2 separate regions of the Homo sapiens genome follow, and region 1 is linked to region 2. The links are chromatin loops, found by intact Hi-C in ENCODE. Cell type or tissue: dorsolateral prefrontal cortex. All regions are shown on one strand. Each heading gives the region's core, and the rest is flanking DNA. Links, peaks and the distances in the headings are about the cores only. Region 1 holds the start of LOC124902634 (a long non-coding RNA gene). Region 2 holds the start of MIR6124 (microRNA 6124).

Region 1 (8,000 bases), core at 1-8,000, 61 kb before region 2:
AGGTGTCAAGAGTGCCATCACTAAGCCGGAGCCAATTTTTATCCTCACATATTAGGAACACAGATCAAACACACTGCTGACAGAGTAATCAGTGCAAAGGGAAAAGAACAAATGTTAAGAAAAATCTCAAATTGAAACACAGAAAGAGAAATATTGAACCAAGTAATGAAGATTCTGCATGCAGCAGAATGGCCTTGGCATCCCTCGTCTCCAGGGGCCAGCCTGGGCCCCAGACTCACATGAGCTCAGGCCGGAAGCGGTGGATGATGGCACACAGGGCCAACCCACTGCGCCAGGATGTGGTCAGGTCGGTGACGTTGACATGCTGGTAGCCCTCTGTCTGCTGCTGGCACCAGGTCAGGAGCTTGCTGGGCCGGATATCTGACTCTGCAAGAAGGAGAGCGCAGGCAGTGAGGCTCTGCAGGAATCTCACACGGTCTGCCCTGGCGCTCCCTTCTCATTGCCACCATGGCTGGGGACCAGGACGAGCGGCCCCAAGGCAAGGGGCCAGGGCAGGGGGCCACTGGCACGGGTGCAGCTCCCTGAGGACTGCTGCTTGGGGGCCTGGTCAGGAGTGTGGCAGGAGGGGAGAGGAAGCATGTTCTCTTCCAGCAGAGTTCCTAAGACCTACTGTGTTTAGGCCCTGCCAACAACATGCTCATCTAGTGGGGAAGATAGTCACAGAGGGGGTGATGATGACACAGTGCTGCAATGGAGGGAGAAACAGGGGGCTGTGGGAGCACATTAGCAGGTTTGCCTGAGTCTGCGCTGGGAGGGGAATTCTCCAAAGAAAAGTGTAATGGGGAGGTACGTTTGAGCTTGTTCTTTGAGAGCATCTAGGAACTTATCAGACGGAAGAAGTCATTCCAGGAAGACAGAAAGGACTGTGTGGTGGCTAAGAATCTAGAAAAACCTGCTATGTTTGCGTAACAGTAAAATGGTTGATTATGGTAAGTGGTTTATTACAGCAGTGGGGCATGTCGTGGTGTGTGGAGGGGAGGGAGGAGTACAGCTGAGTTTGCCTAAGGAAGGAGAGGAGGCAAAGCCTGGACAGGCACAGGTAGCCAAAGAGGTCTCTAAGCAGGAGAGCATCCTGAGCTGAGCTGGGCGCTGGGAGTTCCTCATTTAACCATCCCATCTCCCTGTGTTGAGCACTGGTCCTGTGTCCAGAGCACTGCTAGGCTCAGGATGATCAGGAAAAGGGTGAAGTGCATTAAGCTCATTATCTACTTAAGGGGACAAGGCCCCCATGCAGGAAACAACAGGAAAATAAGAACAAGTCCCAGTGAAATAATCCCCTGGTTCATGTTTACTGTGTGAAGCTCTCGACACACACTAGCTCCTTTCATCTTCATAATGATTCTCTGGGCAGGGGTTCTCTTGGTCTCACAGAGGAGGAACTGGAGTACAAAGAGGACAGGTGCCTGCCCATGACCACACAGGTAAAGGGGCAGAGCCAGGCTGGTTGCAGTGCCTGTGTCACCACGGTCACTGAGCAGTCCTCCTCCCCTCAAAGCTCTTCCCAGCCACCCACCAGGGTCCCAGGAGGGCCGCTTACCCTTCCTGGAGAGGTTGACAGATCTCCTCACCGAGCCCAGTCTCTCGAGAGGGTAGTGCTCCAGCTCCTTAGTGATATACAAATGCTTCACCTATGAGCAAGAGAGACATGCTTGCCCACCAGTTTTCCCCCAAATCCTAGTCTCAGGGCCCCTAAACTCGACCCACCCCCAATTCAGTGCCTGCCACCATTTTCCTCTACTGCTGGGAGGCATGACCTTCGGCAAGGGAACGCAGGCAACTTCAGTCATAGAGCAATGGGCCTCAATCTTCCACCCAGATGCAGGCAAACTAAGTGGGAATGTCTGTAGCTAATTTGTGTGTATGTAATTAGCTAATTTTAAAAATTCACACAATTTTCTGTTCTATTGACCAAAGAGGTTGAGAGTTTGGTGGCTTTAAATTAGTGGAAGAAGAAATGGACCCCAGGACCAAGGGTGGTATGCAGAGATCATATTTGGCCAAGTAGCTTATTTGAGACAGGTAAGATCAGCAATGCATATGCATAGTGACAATATATATAAATATATGCACATATACATATAAATCTCTCCCCCTACATGTGTTCTAGTTCTGTCCTGCGGGCTAGAAAGAATGCTGACTCGAGTGGGGAGAAGAACTGGTCCCACCATTAGGCCAGCAGGCCTTGGTGGCCTTAGTCCCAGGAATGGACCAAAATTTAATGTGACCCCCTCCCCACCACCTCTTCCCACTGTTCAGTGCAGAGTGATTCAGACAGAGCCCCAGCAATGGACTTGCCTGATGGGGCCTGACACAGTGTGAGTTGAGGTTTGGGTACCGTGTCCCTGGGTCCAACGTGTACTGCTCAAAGTTCTTGTTGATGTTCTCCGGGGTTGTCTGAGGTAACAGCCGGTAGAGACTTTCCCTGGAGGGAGGCGGAGCCTGGAGGTCAGGGATCACTTTTGCCACCTCAGGCCTTGTCCCCACCCTTCCCTACTTCCCCCTTCCTCTGGCTCAAGGGCTTCCTGGACATGTTTGTCTAACCCTTCCCTGAAATACCTGACTCTCCTGGTTCTTGAGATCTGCAAAGTGGGGAGAAGGTCAAAGGGGCCGAGAGGAAAGGGGCGCCTGGGTGACGGGGATGCTGGGCTCCTCCACCCAGGCAGGGGGAGGGATGCAGGGCTGGCAGCACGGTGGCCTGTGGTTTTGCCATAACCATGTTCAGCCACGCTGCCTCCTGCGGCCTGCTCCCCACGACCACAGGCTTCCACACCCAAGATTGTCAGGGCCTGCCTCCGCCCGCCAGCCCTGACCTCCCCCCGTCCACCAGCTGTCACAGCCACGTGGCCAGCAGCAGGGGTCTGGGAAGAAGCCCAGGATCTCAGTGGTGTGAGAGGCCTGGAAAGCCAGAGAATCCAACCCCCATCCAGGACAGGAGACTCAGCGCTGCCCTGGAAGATTCCCTTAAATAAACCTCTCTGGCTCTTCGGTGAATGAGCAATGCTGGGGAGCCCCAGCTGCAGGGCCAACCTAGATGAAGATTTCTCTTTGTCATCCAGGGCCCAAGGTCCTGGCCCCAGAGAAAGTCACTGTAAGAGTCAGATAATGATGGAGAAAGCATCCTTGGGGATGCTGATGATCAAATCAGGCCACACATGGGAAGGTAGAATGGAGGAGGCAGAGGCTCCAGGTATATCCAGCAGTCACCTGCGGGGTGATCTTGCCCCCTTTCCTGCCTGAGTGCCCTGCCCCCCAGTTAGGAGCCCTACTGTCAAAGCTCACCTTTCAGCCAGCAGCTCCAGGGGAGGGGTGCCCTGGTTCCAGCTCTTCACCATCCATGCCGTGTCAAAGGCTGCCAGGAAGCCACGGGCACAGCCTGTACCCATGGGCCAAAATGGCTGCAAAAGAAAACGTGCAAAATTCCAGTTGATTCTGATGACTCCCGATCTATGATCTCATTGGACCCAGCACACACTGATTGCCAGGACTGTGCAGGGCACTGGAGGGACAGAGAGGTGACAGGGCAGGGACCCTGCTACCTATGAGGATTCATCACAAGGTCAAATAACTATAGCAGAAGGTTAAATGTAAAGGGTGCTATGACGCAGGCATAGCAAAACTGCTTTAGGGCTCAGAAAAGGCGAGACGAATTCCCATCCTGGGAGAGGGAGATGGAAATCAGAATAAGCTTCTTAAGAGTTGCATTAAGCTGATTTTAACAAATGGATGGGATTCTGATCCTGAGCTACTTGGGAATGGTGTGGGCAAAGGCATGGTGGTTGGAAAATGCTGGCGCCTGATGGAAGAACAGCCGTCTGTTCTGGGTGTAACATGGAGCATGGGAGGAGGGGAGGGAGAAACCGAGCTGGGAAAGGAGTCTGGGCCAGAAGCAGGATGGGAACTGAGGGCTCAACCAAGGGCCTTAGGTTCAAGTCCATGCACAATAGTGCCCAAGGACCAAGTCAACCAAGCTGAGTGCTGACTAATCTGCTCCATGAGCACCCAAAGCATGGTTTGGAATTTGACTCTTAACTTGGAATAAATACATAATCAGTGCTCACACTAAAGAGAAAACTTTCTCCTTTCTGAAAACATTCATTTAATCTAAGGATCCTTGCACCCTTGCAGATTTTCTGGGAAGAATTTTCAGCAGGGAAGCTATGAATGGAAAGGAGACTTTGGGGCCCATAGGCCTCTCCTGCACTCCGTGTGATCTCAAAGGCCACAAAGGGCCGCCCACATGAGGAAGAAGTCTCGGCCCAGCTGAGGGTCCACACACTCTGAGAAGGATGGCTCATATGGCCCAGACCGGGGCTGCCTGATTTTGTACTTCATCAAAGAAGTCAGTGCAAAAGAGCCAGGAGATAGGAGAGAAGGCTCTCCTAACTACACAGAGGCAGAATAGGCTCCTCTGAGTGCAGCAACAGGACAGGCTCTGAGGCCGGGACAGGCTTGGCAGAGTCCTGCCAACTGGCTGAGAGCCTGTCCTCTCCCCGCTGCACAACAGCAGATACTGCCTGCCAGAATACAAACGTGGGATCTGTCTCGCAGAGAAACATGGGGGCTCCGAGCTCAGGCAGTACCTCAAGCAAGCTGTCACCCACAAGGGCCACGAGCAGCTGGTGCGCCTGCCGCTCCCGCACCAGGGCCGCGTTCTCTGAGGCATACATGCAGGTAAAGTCAAACATGGCCACATCAGGCTGCCCATAGTGGTTCATGGCAAAGTCTAAGGATGGCAGCTGGTAGTTGGTGGCAAAGTCTGCAGCTTCCCGGGCATAGGATAGCAGGTTGTCTTGGTTCACGTTCTCCGCACACAGCAGCATCTCTGTGTCGATGTAGTCCTGGGGAAGATGAAAACATGGTGCAGCAACCTCCCCCTCTAAAGGGCTAGCCTTCATACCCACCTCTTGGCAAAAGGACTTGGAATGGGTCCCTACAGTGAGGCTAGTCAGAAAAGACATATAAAAACCAGGACCAAGGGAATAAAGAGGAAATAAATCAGCCAGCTGTGAGGGTTAACACGGTTGTGATTAAGCATCAAATTTGGCATTGAGCTTCCTGGCATCCAAGGCAAAAGGGAAATGTGATATGCCCCAGAGCTCTCCTTATCAGAAAGAAGGAAGCGTAGAAATTCCTCAGGGGAGGCAATTTTTCCCTGGCATTAAATTCTAAAAGATCTGTCTCACGTAGGAATTTCAACAGGGCGCGTTGAGAGTTGTAATGAACAGTGCACTTGATAATGGTCTTGGAGCAAACAACGAGCACATTTCATAGGTCTGGTTCTCATGAGAACTTTCAGTACAATTAAGAGACAAAGGAGCCATCAGAAAGTGTGATTTTATAATAAATTCAGCTAAGCGAGTATGATCCAAATATGCCATGTTTAGTGGTCAAACAAGACCAGAAAAAGAAAATGGGAAACCTCTCACACTTTCCAAAATCAGTGACCCCTTTACTTGATGGGCCGAGGGCTCTCACAGCGTAGCTTTTTTTTTTTTTTTTTTTTTTTTTTTGAGATGGAGTTTCGCTCTTGTCTCCCAGGTTAGAGAGCAATGGTGTGATTTTGGCTCACTGCAACCTCCGCCTCCCAGGTTCAAGCAATTCTCCTGCCTCAGCCTCCCCAGTAGCTTGCTTTTGGTGCTAATTGTTATGCTTCTTTCATGGGGAGTGCAGAGCCCTGAGCTGCGAGGACTGGAATATCCATCCTGGAGGGACACTAGCAATGAAACACAGGATGTGAGGATTGAAGAGAGCTGGCAAGTTTAGTGTATCCCCAGAGTCCAAGCTGCTCACCGTGTGGCTAAAGAAACTAAAAGACCACCTTTCTCAAAGGTGACACAAAAAGTACAGACACCTGGAGTGGGAGGGGACCAGTGTGTAACATGAACACAGGCTTTGGGGCCAGTGAGAGCAACGGGTCAAAGTCCACCTCTGCTGTTTACTAACTAAATCTGGGCCAGTTATTTAACTTTTCAGAGTCTCCACTCTCTCATCTGTAAAAAGGGAATATCAAAACCTACTTCACAGAGCCACATGAGAAGATGGAATGAGTGTACACACGAAATCCCTAGCCCCATGTGGGAAGTGACCGATGAATGGGAATTCCTGTCCCCTGTAATTCATGCTGGCTCCAGATATGGCTTATGATGAAGTATATCCTGGACCCAGCCAAGGCACCCTCAATTACAAAGGTCTTGACAATCACAGAGTGCCGCATTTACAGCCAGAGTGACCACTGCCTCAATTTTCTGAGTAGCCATGATTTCAAATACCCTGTTCTGGAAACTCATATTTCCCCCATTCAAACCAAACCGCCCAAATTGCATCCAGCACTGGTCCAAGAGCTCTTTGTCAGGCCCCAGTGTCCAGGATGGAATTCCTGTTATTTGATTTCCTTTCTGATCCCTGTTTCCGCGGTCACATGATCACTTCTCTCTCCGAAGGCGTGGAGGTGAGATGGGGGAAGAGAGAAGGGAGAGGTCTCAAACACCCCCCCTTCAAAATATGACCCAAGCATCCCTAAGATGGAGTGGGTGACATTACACAGTGAAGACAGTGCCTGGCGTGGACGCCTCATGCAGGAGAGTGGGGACCTAGCAAAGGGAAGACACTAGGCTAGAGCTGGCCTAGGGCTGCTGTGGAGTCTCTTAGTGGCTGGAGGGTCCCAGATGAGTGGGGGGATGGAAGAAGGAGCAAAACCATAGGGAGCAGATGAGGACAAGGACAGGAGGACAGAATCCCAGCCCACACACGTATGGGCCAGCAGAGGCAGGGGCCCAGGGAGGCTCTGGGATGGGACATCCTCCCTGTGGGGAAGAGAAAGATGGGCACAGCTGAGAGCCCAGAGGCACGGCTGCTTGAAGAGAAACTTTACTCTTCCTTCGGTAGCCATGGAAAGAAGCCCAGAGATCAGCTGGAATCAATGGGGAAGCAGGAAAACCTCTTGTCCAGAGGTCAGTCATTCATTCAACAAACATTTACTTGGCACCTTCTGTGTGGCTATAGGAAGATATGGATCCATGTAGGGAGAGGAAAACAGAAAACTTGCCATTCCTCCAGGGAGCAAGAGAACAATGTAAATTTAAGCGGCTCAGGGAAGATGGGTTGGGAACTTGGCTGGACACCTGGACGCTCAGGCTATAGCTCTTGTTCCAATCAGGTGTCCAGCCTGTGGCCTCCAATTTCTTTCCCATCTTGTACCTTGAGGCTCCTCAGCACCAGCTCAGGAGCTGCTCCCAGGGGCCTCTGAAGGAGAAAGAAAGGCCTTGGTGAAGACAAGCATGGGCCTGGAGGGGCTTTGACAACCGCCAGGGAAGCGAGTTGCCATGAGCAAACACCTGGGATGACCTGAGGGTGACCTTAGCATCCCAGGAGGCCACGGTGCTCTGCAAAACACAAAACCCATCAAGCTTTGCCTGCCTGCCTAACCTCTCCTCTGCAAAGCTGCCCGCTACCCCTACACCCCTGCACCCCCCAGTTTCAGACTAAGGCGGCAACTTCAGGAGGCAACTTCTGTGAGGCAGAGGGAAGAAGGGGACGCCACCACTCCCAGACTGACAGTCAGCAGTGGGACACTGCTGAAGCCCATCGCCCACCCATCTGCTGGCGTGCTCAGCCCACTTCACCAAGCCCGCATTCACAGCCTCCGTCTACAACTCAGGCTCTCAGCAAAGACCTGAGCTGAAGTGGAGAAGGCCCACGGGGTGGCTGGGTTACTAATGCCACCCAGACGGCTGCCAGCACACGCAGGAAAGAAGATAGCTGCATTCTTCTCTGACAAGCAGCAATGAATGGCCACCGTGCTGCCTGGGCTCCAGGCTGACACCCAGACAGCAGGCTGAACTTGGGCAGTGTGATCCTTATCTTGAGGTTGCAGCAGCAGCAGTGACAGTGGCAGCAACTACAGGGGCTCTGGAAGGGTTGTACACCTGTCCGAAGAAGCTTCCAGTCAGGGGCCACTACTCCATGTTTCTTCCTTCCAA
Region 2 (10,062 bases), core at 1-8,000:
TTGAGCTGGGTTTCTGAAAAGCACAGCTCAAGTAGCCTAACACAGTCACAGTTCATACTTACAATGCATTCTCAAATGTATCTTCCAGTCCTCAGCATTCAGGCGGTTTTTACGAGATGGGTTATCTCACATGTGAAATGTCTTTGTTCTTCCTCACAAGACAGGCATAAAAATTCCTGGGCAAGAGGCACCTTACCCAGCATCCCTAACAAAAGGAGCTTTCTTTCCCTTTGCATCACAGAAGCCAGTGGTGACCTGCCAACCACAAGATGTGATGACTGTTCTATTTCAAGCTACCAAAGCTTGTAAAATAGAGGCTGGCCACACCAGCTAGGCAACTGGCTAGTATGTTTTGGAAGAAGGGTCTCTTCTTGGTGGTCAGCCCTCCGTTCCATCCCTCTGCTGGCTGACTCCCTGTGACAATCTGTCTTCAGATCACCAAGAGGGTCCCTCAGCAGCCACAACATGTTGGGTGTATGGGGCAATAGCATTCCCTAATAAAAACCAGAGCTCTGAAAACCCTCTGTGAGAGAACACAGTGCAACTGGGCCACCTGACTTTTATGGGACCTTTAAAAAAAAGAAGCCACCATATACAATTACTAAGAGGGATGACACTTTGGAAGCTAAAAGCTTCCCCTCCTTTAACTCTGAAGAGCCACCCCGTGAACTCTGAACCATGAAGTCACAACAACGAGGAAGGGAGGCACTGGGCAGGAGTGGCACCCAGGACATTGGTCTCACCTTCTCCTCCCCCTTCCTTTTCCCTACCTCCCCCATCTCCTCTGCCTAGCTGGAGCATGGTAGGTTATAAACAGGCACTGCCTGGATAGCTAGTCTGCTCTGGGCTGAGGCGACTGGTCTGTTTCAACCTGATGGAATGCTTTTCCTACGTCCCGCAGTGTCAGTGTGCCCCAGGCTCACAGGAGCTTGGCAGCTGTCTCCCCAGGGGCAGTGGAAAGCAGCATATCCCATGGTGGACTCGACAGCTTCTCACCACCAAAACAAAAACACAACAGTCCCGACTGCCATGGAGAGTTCAATCCTCTTGTCCCGGGATTGGCACCGGCTGGAATTCCTAGGGTTCTAGCTGAGCTACCTCCTGTGAGGTCTAAATACAGCACATTCGATTTTAACCTAAACACACAGCCTGCACCAGTGCTCAGGGCTGGTAGTCCCCAACGGCCACCAGGGAAGTCAGCTGAGACGCCTGGACTCCCACCTGCCCATCTGGTGCTGGGCATTTCAGAAATGTCAGAGAAAGGTTGCGATAGTGAGCCTATGTTCGCCGATGCTGTCTATGGCCAAATGATGGGGGATGCAACCAGTTCGTGTAGGCTTAACTATGAGTGTGGTCCTAGGTAGAGAAATGCATCCTGAGGAAGGGAGTGGGCAGGTGGAGAATGCAGGGGTATCAGGAGGAAGAGAAAGAGACAGGGAGGAAGAGGCAGTAAGGACCTAGACCTATTTCTTAGCCAATTAATCCAAAACCAGGGGATCTTTCTAAAATGTCCACACCCAGGCGAACACAACTCTGTAACTATGCCTCTCCCTGAGATTTAGGTCTTAGGCCCTAGAATCAGATGGACTAAGGTTGCCCTCTAGTTGTGTGACCTTGGGCACAACTGACTTCTCAATTTCCCCATCTCTAAAATGGCCTGAAGGACTGCTGTAGCTGTTCATTGAAATCATGGACATAAAGTACCTTGTACCTAGAAGCTGCTCAACAAATAGCAGCTACTAGAAGTAGTAGTAGTGGCAGCAGGGATAATAGAAGTGGGGGTAATATCAAGCATGGGCTTCTCTCCCTCAACTTTGCCTCTGGCTTCCCTCCCTTGGAGAGGGCACGAGTGGAGGGAACCTCCCAGCCAGGAAAAGCTGATGCTTAGAGACAAAGGAAACCTTTACCGGAGGAAAACAATGCAACATTCACACCCACACCTAAGAACCGTAGAGTGCCAAAATGGCAACAGCTTCCTAACCTCCCAAATGTCAACCCACACGCCCTGCAAAGGTAAGACTAGGAGGGTTTCCCCTTACCTTGGTGTTCGTGCACGACTTCCCTCGCTTATACTCTTTGTGGGAACCACGCTTATCCAATTTGTACCACAGGGCTTTGGCTTTCCAGGTGGTCACCTTGGACTTGAGCTTGGAATAAAAGTTTCTGTGGTCCAGAGGGTCTAGGTCCAGGTGTCGTGTGAGAATGTTGAAGGCCTGGAGGGTACCTTTGCACGTGGATGCCTGGACAAAGTTCTCAAAAACCTGCCCCGCCTGGGCCTGCTTCTCATCCTCGTTTTCCCCCATGGTTCAGGAGTCGTGTGCGGCAGTGGTGCGGCGAGGACACAGGTGAACAGCATGAAGTATCTGGAGAAACGTCACACCTGTGAAAGTAGGGGGAGGCAGAGGTCAGCTTTGGACGATGAGGTTAGGGTGGGGGATGGGTGCTGAGAAGTAAAAATGCAATTTCTTTAAGACATTCAAATATTAACCACACTATTTAGTGTTCAATACTAAACATAAATATTTATAACAGATACAGAATTGTGCCTTTTGGCCTGTCGATGTGGCATTGCAGGTAATCTCTTCCCCTATGCTCTGCTCCTCTTGCTGGCTGAAAAGTACCACAGATTGCACAGGGCTATGCCCTGGCTAATGCCAACAGTACCTAGTCAATCTTGCTCTAAGCCAAGTGGTTCTGCAAATAGTGACTAGGAAAAGGGAAAACAACCCAGAAAAGTACACTATATATAGCACCATTGAAAGTCTATCATTCTCGGTGCTGCAAATTGGTTGGCTGATGTGAATATAACCCAGCCACATTACACTAAGGCACAGACAGAAAAAACTCCAGAGAACATCTCTCTAGATTTCATGACTGCCCACCTCTCCGTAGACACCCAGCTTTAAAGCCTTTCTTCATTCGTTACCAGAGAGCAGGGCTTTCCACTATCCACATGACAAACAGTCTCTTCTCAAAACTTCTGCTCCTGGTATCAGCTGGAAGCACACCATCTACCTCAGTCAGACTCACAGACAGACAGACAGAGACACGTGGACCTCCTCCGCCTGTGCAAAGGGGGCCTGTGCTTTGTAATTCCAGGCTGTGAGCTATTTGGAACAAGTGCTCCGGCTCATGGAAGGGAAAAATGCGATGGGTGCTCATTCACATCCCAAAAATAGCTTGCCTGGGCTTTGGCCATGGTCCTTTCTGCACCATTCTAACCTCAGACATTTCTTAGGAAAGTCATTTAAGTTTCAAAGGAACAAAAATAAAGTAGAGCTGATTTTCCAAAGCACTAGCTGTTTTTCCAGAATCCAAAGCTGGCACAAGAAAACAAATGTGGAGGAGCTGGGGCTGACCCAGCTGTCAGGAGGGCTGGAGGGGTCTCTGAGCAAGAGGGCACAGCAGACCGAGCTCCACCGATGAGGCCTGGTAAGAGGAGGTCAGCAGCACACAGAGCGCAGGCCTCACGGCAGCTCTGTGCTCCCCAGAGGGGCAGTGTTCATCGTGGACAAGTTGGAATTGTGGGACGGTTTTATAATACTAAAAGCAGAGAATGGTGTTTATCTTCCTCCTTAATCTCTTACTTATTCACTCAGCAACAATTACTGGTGCATTAGCAAGAGTCGGGCACCACTCAAGGGGCCGGGAATACGTAGGCTCAGGCCCCGCCCACAGGGGCAGATGGATTACAAGACCACAGGCAAGTGCTTGTGGAATATGAACCAAGGGCATGGAAGCCCAGAGCAGGCGGTGTCCAACAGAGCCTCGAGGAGTCCAGAGGGGCCACAAGAGAGAAATCTCAAGAAAGCTTCAATTTTAGGAATGAGATTTATTTTACTAGAAGACTGGGCAGTGGACATTCCAGGCCATGGAAATACCCACACAGGGATGTGAGTGTGGAAAGAGCGGGACAGTGGTGGAATGACAGCAAGTTCAAGGTTCAGGATTCGTGAGGAGGTGCGGTGGGGATGTCCAGCGCACGTGGTGGCAGGTGTCCCCTCCAGGCCAAGGAGGGGGACTGGCCTCTCCAGTGGGTGGTGAGGAGCAGAAGACAGAGGAGCAGGAAGAGACAAGTCTTTGGGAAGATGATAGGGCAGCAGTGGACTGGAGGAGGAGGCTGGAGGCAAGGAGGCAGCTAAGGGGCTGTCCAGGCAGCAATGAGAGGAGCCGGAAGAGAAGGGGGAAGAACAGCACATGCAAAGGAGCATAGGAGCCCACTGGGCACCACCTGCCAGGAGGAGCCTGCTGGGGCTGGCGAGGTCTCAGACACTGGATGCCCAGACTTGGGGGTGACAGGATCCCTGCAACTTTGTAGGGCCCTACCCGACCTTCCCTCTTTCCCGGAGAGCTTCCGAGGTGCCTGGCACTATGCTTGGCTTGAAGGGAGACTAGCACTCATTCCCTGCTCAGGCCTGGCCAGCTTCCCTGCCCTACCCAGGCTGGGTCCTCCATGAGGCCTTACCCAGTGACCCCGGTCTATGACACTCAGCAACTTCAGTAGACTGGGGAAGGGGGCTCTGTGCCCTGCCTGGTGCGACAAGCGTGGATTCCTTCACAGATCCTCTCTGGGCTCTGTGAGCGTCCACTGTGCTTACTTGGGCATGACTCACATAAACACTGCCTCCTACTATGTCTCCACTTTCCCCATGTGCAATGTTGCCACCCAGAGAGCATAAACAGAAGGAAGGACTCATTTGCTTTGCAGATCGTATTAACATTCTCAGTCTTTATCTATCTTTGGAACCACTTCTGTGCCCAGCATTGAACAAAGGCTGCAGTGGCTGGCCGAAAAACACAAGGCTATTTGAACTTGCCTGCTACACTACAGTCTTTTCTGAGGACAGGCAAGCAGTACAGAGAAAACTGTAAGGCTTCAGAGCTATTGCCTCACACAAGCCACTTCTGATTCTCAGTTCCCTTACTGTAACAGACAAATTATAATCTCATCCTTGCAGGGTAGCTGTGAAGGGCAAGAAACGTGGATGACGGCAGAGCCAGGTCCTGGCAGGCACTCAGTAGATGTGGTAACGCACACTGCATCTACCACAGGAGGCAGATTTGTACCTGGGGAAATGTACCAGTTTAGAAAATAGTCTTGTAAATCAGTTCTCCAAGTTGCCAGCTCCTCCTTGTCTAAAATTATGAACAGTTTAGAGGCATCAAGCCAGACAATAATTTACAAACTGGAAGAAGCTGTCTCCTCCGCACCCCAATCAATGGCCACCCCTCCTCCCCTAGAAGAAGAATGAACAACTTCGTCTTCGGGCTCCAGTGGAAAAAGAGCTAAAGGTGGTGCTGAGGGCTGGATAGGCGTGGGAGCTCCAGGAACCAGCCCTTATCTAGAGTGAGATAAGGGGAGGTGGAGGGAGATGGTTTGACAGGAGAAGATAAGCGCAGCTTGGATATGTAGCCCAGCAGCCTGTACCAGGCTCAGACTTGCCACCCTGGACCTAAACACCCATCTCACCCTTTACAACTGGCTTTCCAAGTTAGGTCACAGACCTTAAAAATGACTCTAACACCCATGGCGGGTAGCTTTCCTCGTGGGATTAACATCAGAATATTTAGAGTCAGGGTAACCTGAATGTGAATCTGCTCTCAACACTTGCTAGTTTTGTGACCCTAGGCAAGTTACCTCATCCATCTTGGCCTCAGTTTTCTCATGCGTGAAATAGGGATAATACAGGCTTCCCTCAGTAACCATGGGAGATTGATTTCAGGATCCCATGCAGATACCAAAATCTGTAGATGCTCAAGTCCCTTATATAAAATGATGCCATGTTTGCATATAACTTACACACATTCTCTCGTATACTTTAAATCATCTCTAGATTACTTATAATACCTAATACAAGTGCTATGTAAATACTTACATTGCATTGTTTAGGAAATAATGACAGTAAAAAAGCCTGTACATATTCAGTACAGATGAAATTATCTGTTTTTTTTTTTTCCTGAATATTTTCAATCCACAGTTGGTTGTATCTGTGATGTGGGACCAATGGATGCAGAGGGCCACCTGTTCTCCTCACTTCATGGGGCTCTAAGGAATCAGTGAGATCATGTATGTGATAACCAATACTCATTACGATTCTTCAAACAGCCCAAACATCATCATATCAAAAGGAAGGGCAAAAGAAACATCATTCAAGACTACTGAGACTAGCTTTCTGGGTCAAGGAGTTATATACAGGTTGAGTATCCCTTATCCAAAATGCTTGGGACCAGAAGTGTTTTGGATTTCTATTTTTTCTTTTTTTTTTAGAATATGTCCATCATACTTACTTGGTTGAGCATCCCAAATCCCAAAATCCAAAATCCAGAAGACTCCAATGAACACTTCCTTACAGCATCATGTCAGCACTCAAAAAGCTTCAAATTTTGGAGCATTCTAGATTTCAGTTTAGGTATAGTCAACCTGTATACTTTAAAACTAGAGGACAAGGGCCTTCCATTTAGAAGGTCTGAGTTCAAACTCACTTCCTCTCTGTGTAGACTTGGACAACTCATTTATTTTTTGGGTTTTAGTTTCCCATGTATAACTAGGGAACCTCATAGAAAGTAGTTTTGGTAATGAACTGAAAACATACAGAATTCAGGACAGTGCTGGGAATGAACTGGGAAGGGCTGACCTAGCACTCAGAAGGACTCAGTGATTCTGAGCTTCAAACCTTTCTTCCAGAGAACTGGAGTGCAAAACCTTTGGTGGCTATCCTTCCCCTCACCCCAAAAGAACGTAGTCAGGATTTTTTTTTTTTATCAGAGGATCCTGGTAACTAGCTCTTATTAAAGTTTTCCTTGTTAACCACCACCCAGCTGTTGCCCTTTTGAGGTTTGATATGCAATAGAAATAAAACCAACTAGCCAGAAATATGAGGCTTTCTGCATTTTCTGGGAAGAAACAAGATGTGATGCTTTAAGTTTCCAAGAATAGCCTTGAAGCAATTTGGTTTTTGCCAAGTGGAGTCTCTTATTTGTGGTTCTTCTGCTCCCCTGCCTATGTGACTTCATGAGTCACAAAGCAACTTCCTTTCCCTGCCTCTAGCTGCTAAAAATTATAATTAAGGGCCCCAGATTGCAGGCAACAGCATTGGTAATGGGCTAAGCCCACAAAATCTGAGAGTCAAGCTCAAGGTTTATGCAGAGTCCCTGAGCACCTCTCCAAATGAGAGGAGGAGCCTCCCCATCCCGATCTGCAGGTGCCCTCAAATTTAGGACTCTGATGCCTCTTGCCTTCCCTGAGCCTCTTCTCCCAAATGGCATATCAGACAGTGCAACCAGGGTTTTGATAAATGATGGATTTTATACAAACTTAAGGAGATATGGGGGTGGACACTAGGCAGAACCTTCCCACAAAGCAGCAGTTTGCCCAGGAGAAAAGCTCATTTTTCAACCCACCCTTGAGGCTCACAGACAAAATCTGTTTCAAGGTCAATGCAATCCAAAAACAAAACCCATGTATACTGCCAAGCAGCCCTGTTCAAACTTACCCTCTCCCAGCTCTACGTCACTAAGGAGCTCTGGAGGAAGGCCCAGGTTCCTTGGCGATGAAGTGGGGTGTTCCCCCCACACTCGCAGGGTGCTCAGGAAACTAAAAGCTCCAGCTCTAACTCTCGCACACAGAAGACCTTCAGTTATGGCCATCTGAATCCAACACCTGAGATGAGGCAGGAGCCAGCCAGGGGCTCAGCAGTGCGAGATGCCTTCCACACCTGGTGCATCCCCACAGAGCCCACCATGGGCAGGAACACCTGGCTCCCAGGTGGGGCCTACAGACCCCATCTTCCCACCTGGCCCAGGTAGGGCTGGCTTTCCACCTACCAGGGCACTAGGCACCCAATTTAACCAAAAGGAGCACTTCCAGGGTAGGGAAGGGACTGAGAGGGCCACTTTGTCTTCTTGGTAATCTCCTTCCATCCAGGTGTCCCCAGCCTGGCCTCGGTCACTTCCACAAACAGAGGAGCGTGTACTGCCTCCTGGGGCTGCCTGCTCCACCCTTGCCTCCTCTGGAAGACAGCCTCAGTGAAATAATTCTTCTTAGTCATTCCCCAGAAAGATAAGTTCCACTTCTCCAAAGCCTTCTCTATTGCTCCTGGGTGTTGCCTTGAGATCACCTCCAGGAAGCCCAAGCCCCTTTCCATGCACACTGAAGGCACACATGGAGAGTCCTCTTATACATGCTGTCTGAAACCCCTACTACGAAAGGCCAATGAAAGAGCACCCAAGAGACTCACCACGAAGCTCAACCAAGTTTCCAGGAGGTAGCAAGGGCCCAGACCTTCCCCCTTTTGCCACACAGCCTCAGGGCTGGAGTGCTGGGGAGAGACCCCAGGTCCACTGCAGGCCCTGGCCTTCTATGCCCGCTCCTTCACTGAGAACCCAAGTTCTTTGGCTCTTGCCCTTCTGGCCCCAACCCTCTTCCCCACTCCTTTTCAATAGTTAGTAGACTCCACTGGTCTAGCTTGAAGGCGCCTCATACATTCCCCCTTCCTCACCTCATCCATTGCTTCTTATAGCCACTCAACAGTACCAGGCGCCGGGAGGTCCCAATGAGGCAGTGCCCACCCTCCAGGCCTCCCGTCCTGGCATCAAGAAACATCTGTATGCTGACCAGTCACAGTGCTTGGAATGGCAGAAGGAAGCCAACGTCATCAGGGCCCAGTACCACCCAGGCACTCTCACCAGTGTTAACCTAAGGAATCCTCAAAACACGTCTATGTGGACGTGGGGGAGGTAAGACTTTTTTCTTTCTTTTTTCATTTTTATTCTGCAAAAAGCAAAGGCCTTAAAAAGAGAGAGAGAAGTAATTGCAGAAGTTGCCTATCTTCCTTTTCTGTAACACAACTATGTTTGCCATGTGTGATTATTTCATGTATGTATATATGTGTGCATGTGTGTATGTATGTGTGTGCATATGTGTATATATGTATGAATGTGTGTATATGCGTATGTGTACGTGTGTATGTTTGCAGGGGTATACATGTGTACATGTATGTGTATATGTGTGCATGTGTGTATATATGCATGTTTGTGTATATATGGTATATGTGAGCACATATGTATGTGTATTCATGTGTGCGCAAATACACATGTATATGTAGCATGTGTATGTACATGTATGTGTATATGTGCGTGTGTGTGTATGTACATGTATGTGTGGTGAGTATGCAAATATATCATATACATATATATATTTAAAATTTTCCATAAGGATTTCTAGCCAGCACTCCATATCTTCATCTGTACCTCTTCAAGCTCTGTCTCTCTTCAAGGACCTTCCAGAACAGGGGAAGCCTTTGAGGTGGAAAGAACTCTGGCCTAGGCATGAGGATACCTGGGTTCAAGCCCAGCCCTCAGCTTGCACCGCCCATGTGAGGACACTGACAGCGGGCACTCACAGTGTACCAGGCCTTTACCATCCTGTCTCATTTCACCACCCTTGTTTGATAGAAGACAGCTTTACAGAGGTGAGTAAATGCCTCCATATCATGCAGGCAGCTAGTAGGGGTGCTGTGAAATGAGCCCAGGCCATTTCACTTTGAAATCCATGCTCTTAGCCCCAGTCCATATGAGCCATATATACAGAAATAGTATGGTCTTCCTTTTCTGAAGCTGCTATGTAAATTAAATCAGTTAACTTCTATTGTCTCTCAAGTTATTCTGGGCTTGGAGAGTCTACAAGTATCAAATGAGGCATGGTCTTATAAGTCATGGTACAACCAAACAAGTATCAGGCAGTCCTTTAAAAATAATATTTATAAAGACATTTAATCCATGGGAAAATGCTTATGCCATAATGCAGAGTGAAAAGAGCAGGATATGGATCCAGAAAGTCAATACAATTTCAACTCCATAAAATAATGTCTAGTGTCTGTAGGAGAAGAGAAATAAGCCAGATGTGAACAGTGGTGATATGTGTGTAGGATCGCATTTCAGATAGCTGTTAGTATACTTTTACTCTATACTTTTCTGTATTTCCCAAAGTTTCTACCAGGAACATGCATGACTTTTACAACCCCTCTTACATACACATTCCAAGGCCAGGAGTCTTCTTTCCCT

What was found. Hi-C counts contacts between places; a loop is a spot of excess contacts. Peaks named below come from ENCODE experiments on the same cell type or tissue, not always from the same donor. Only the 100,000 strongest peaks of a DNase experiment are listed, where the experiment ranks them.
Region 1: a loop joins it to region 2, with 2.4 times the contacts of the local background. A loop is called at or near these places in 30 of 110 quality-filtered maps.

What each region holds. Positions count from the first base shown.
Region 1 is chr11:12,217,060-12,225,059 of GRCh38, reverse strand. MICAL2 (microtubule associated monooxygenase, calponin and LIM domain containing 2) reads right to left here. Exons shown (of 28, transcript NM_001282663.2): 9 at 4,602-4,859; 10 at 3,301-3,416; 11 at 2,317-2,443; 12 at 1,559-1,649; 13 at 240-387. LOC124902634 (a long non-coding RNA gene) reads left to right here and starts at 696. Exons shown (of 3, transcript XR_007062598.1): 1 at 696-950; 2 at 1,936-2,040. RefSeq lists enhancers at 7,188-7,688, 7,689-8,000. In dorsolateral prefrontal cortex, for the core only: no CTCF peak of the experiment used is centred there; DNase peaks (open chromatin) are centred at 327, 2,859 and 4,539; H3K4me3 peaks cover 296 bases; H3K27ac peaks cover 6,019 bases.
Region 2 is chr11:12,154,397-12,164,458 of GRCh38, reverse strand. It overlaps MICAL2 (microtubule associated monooxygenase, calponin and LIM domain containing 2), which reads right to left. Exons shown (of 28, transcript NM_001282663.2): 3 at 2,040-2,380. The coding sequence starts at 2,303. It overlaps MIR6124 (microRNA 6124), which reads right to left and starts at 776; the gene lies at 692-776. RefSeq lists an enhancer at 536-1,035. In dorsolateral prefrontal cortex, for the core only: a CTCF peak has its summit at 4,711; a DNase peak (open chromatin) is centred at 4,688; H3K4me3 peaks cover 794 bases; H3K27ac peaks cover 7,746 bases.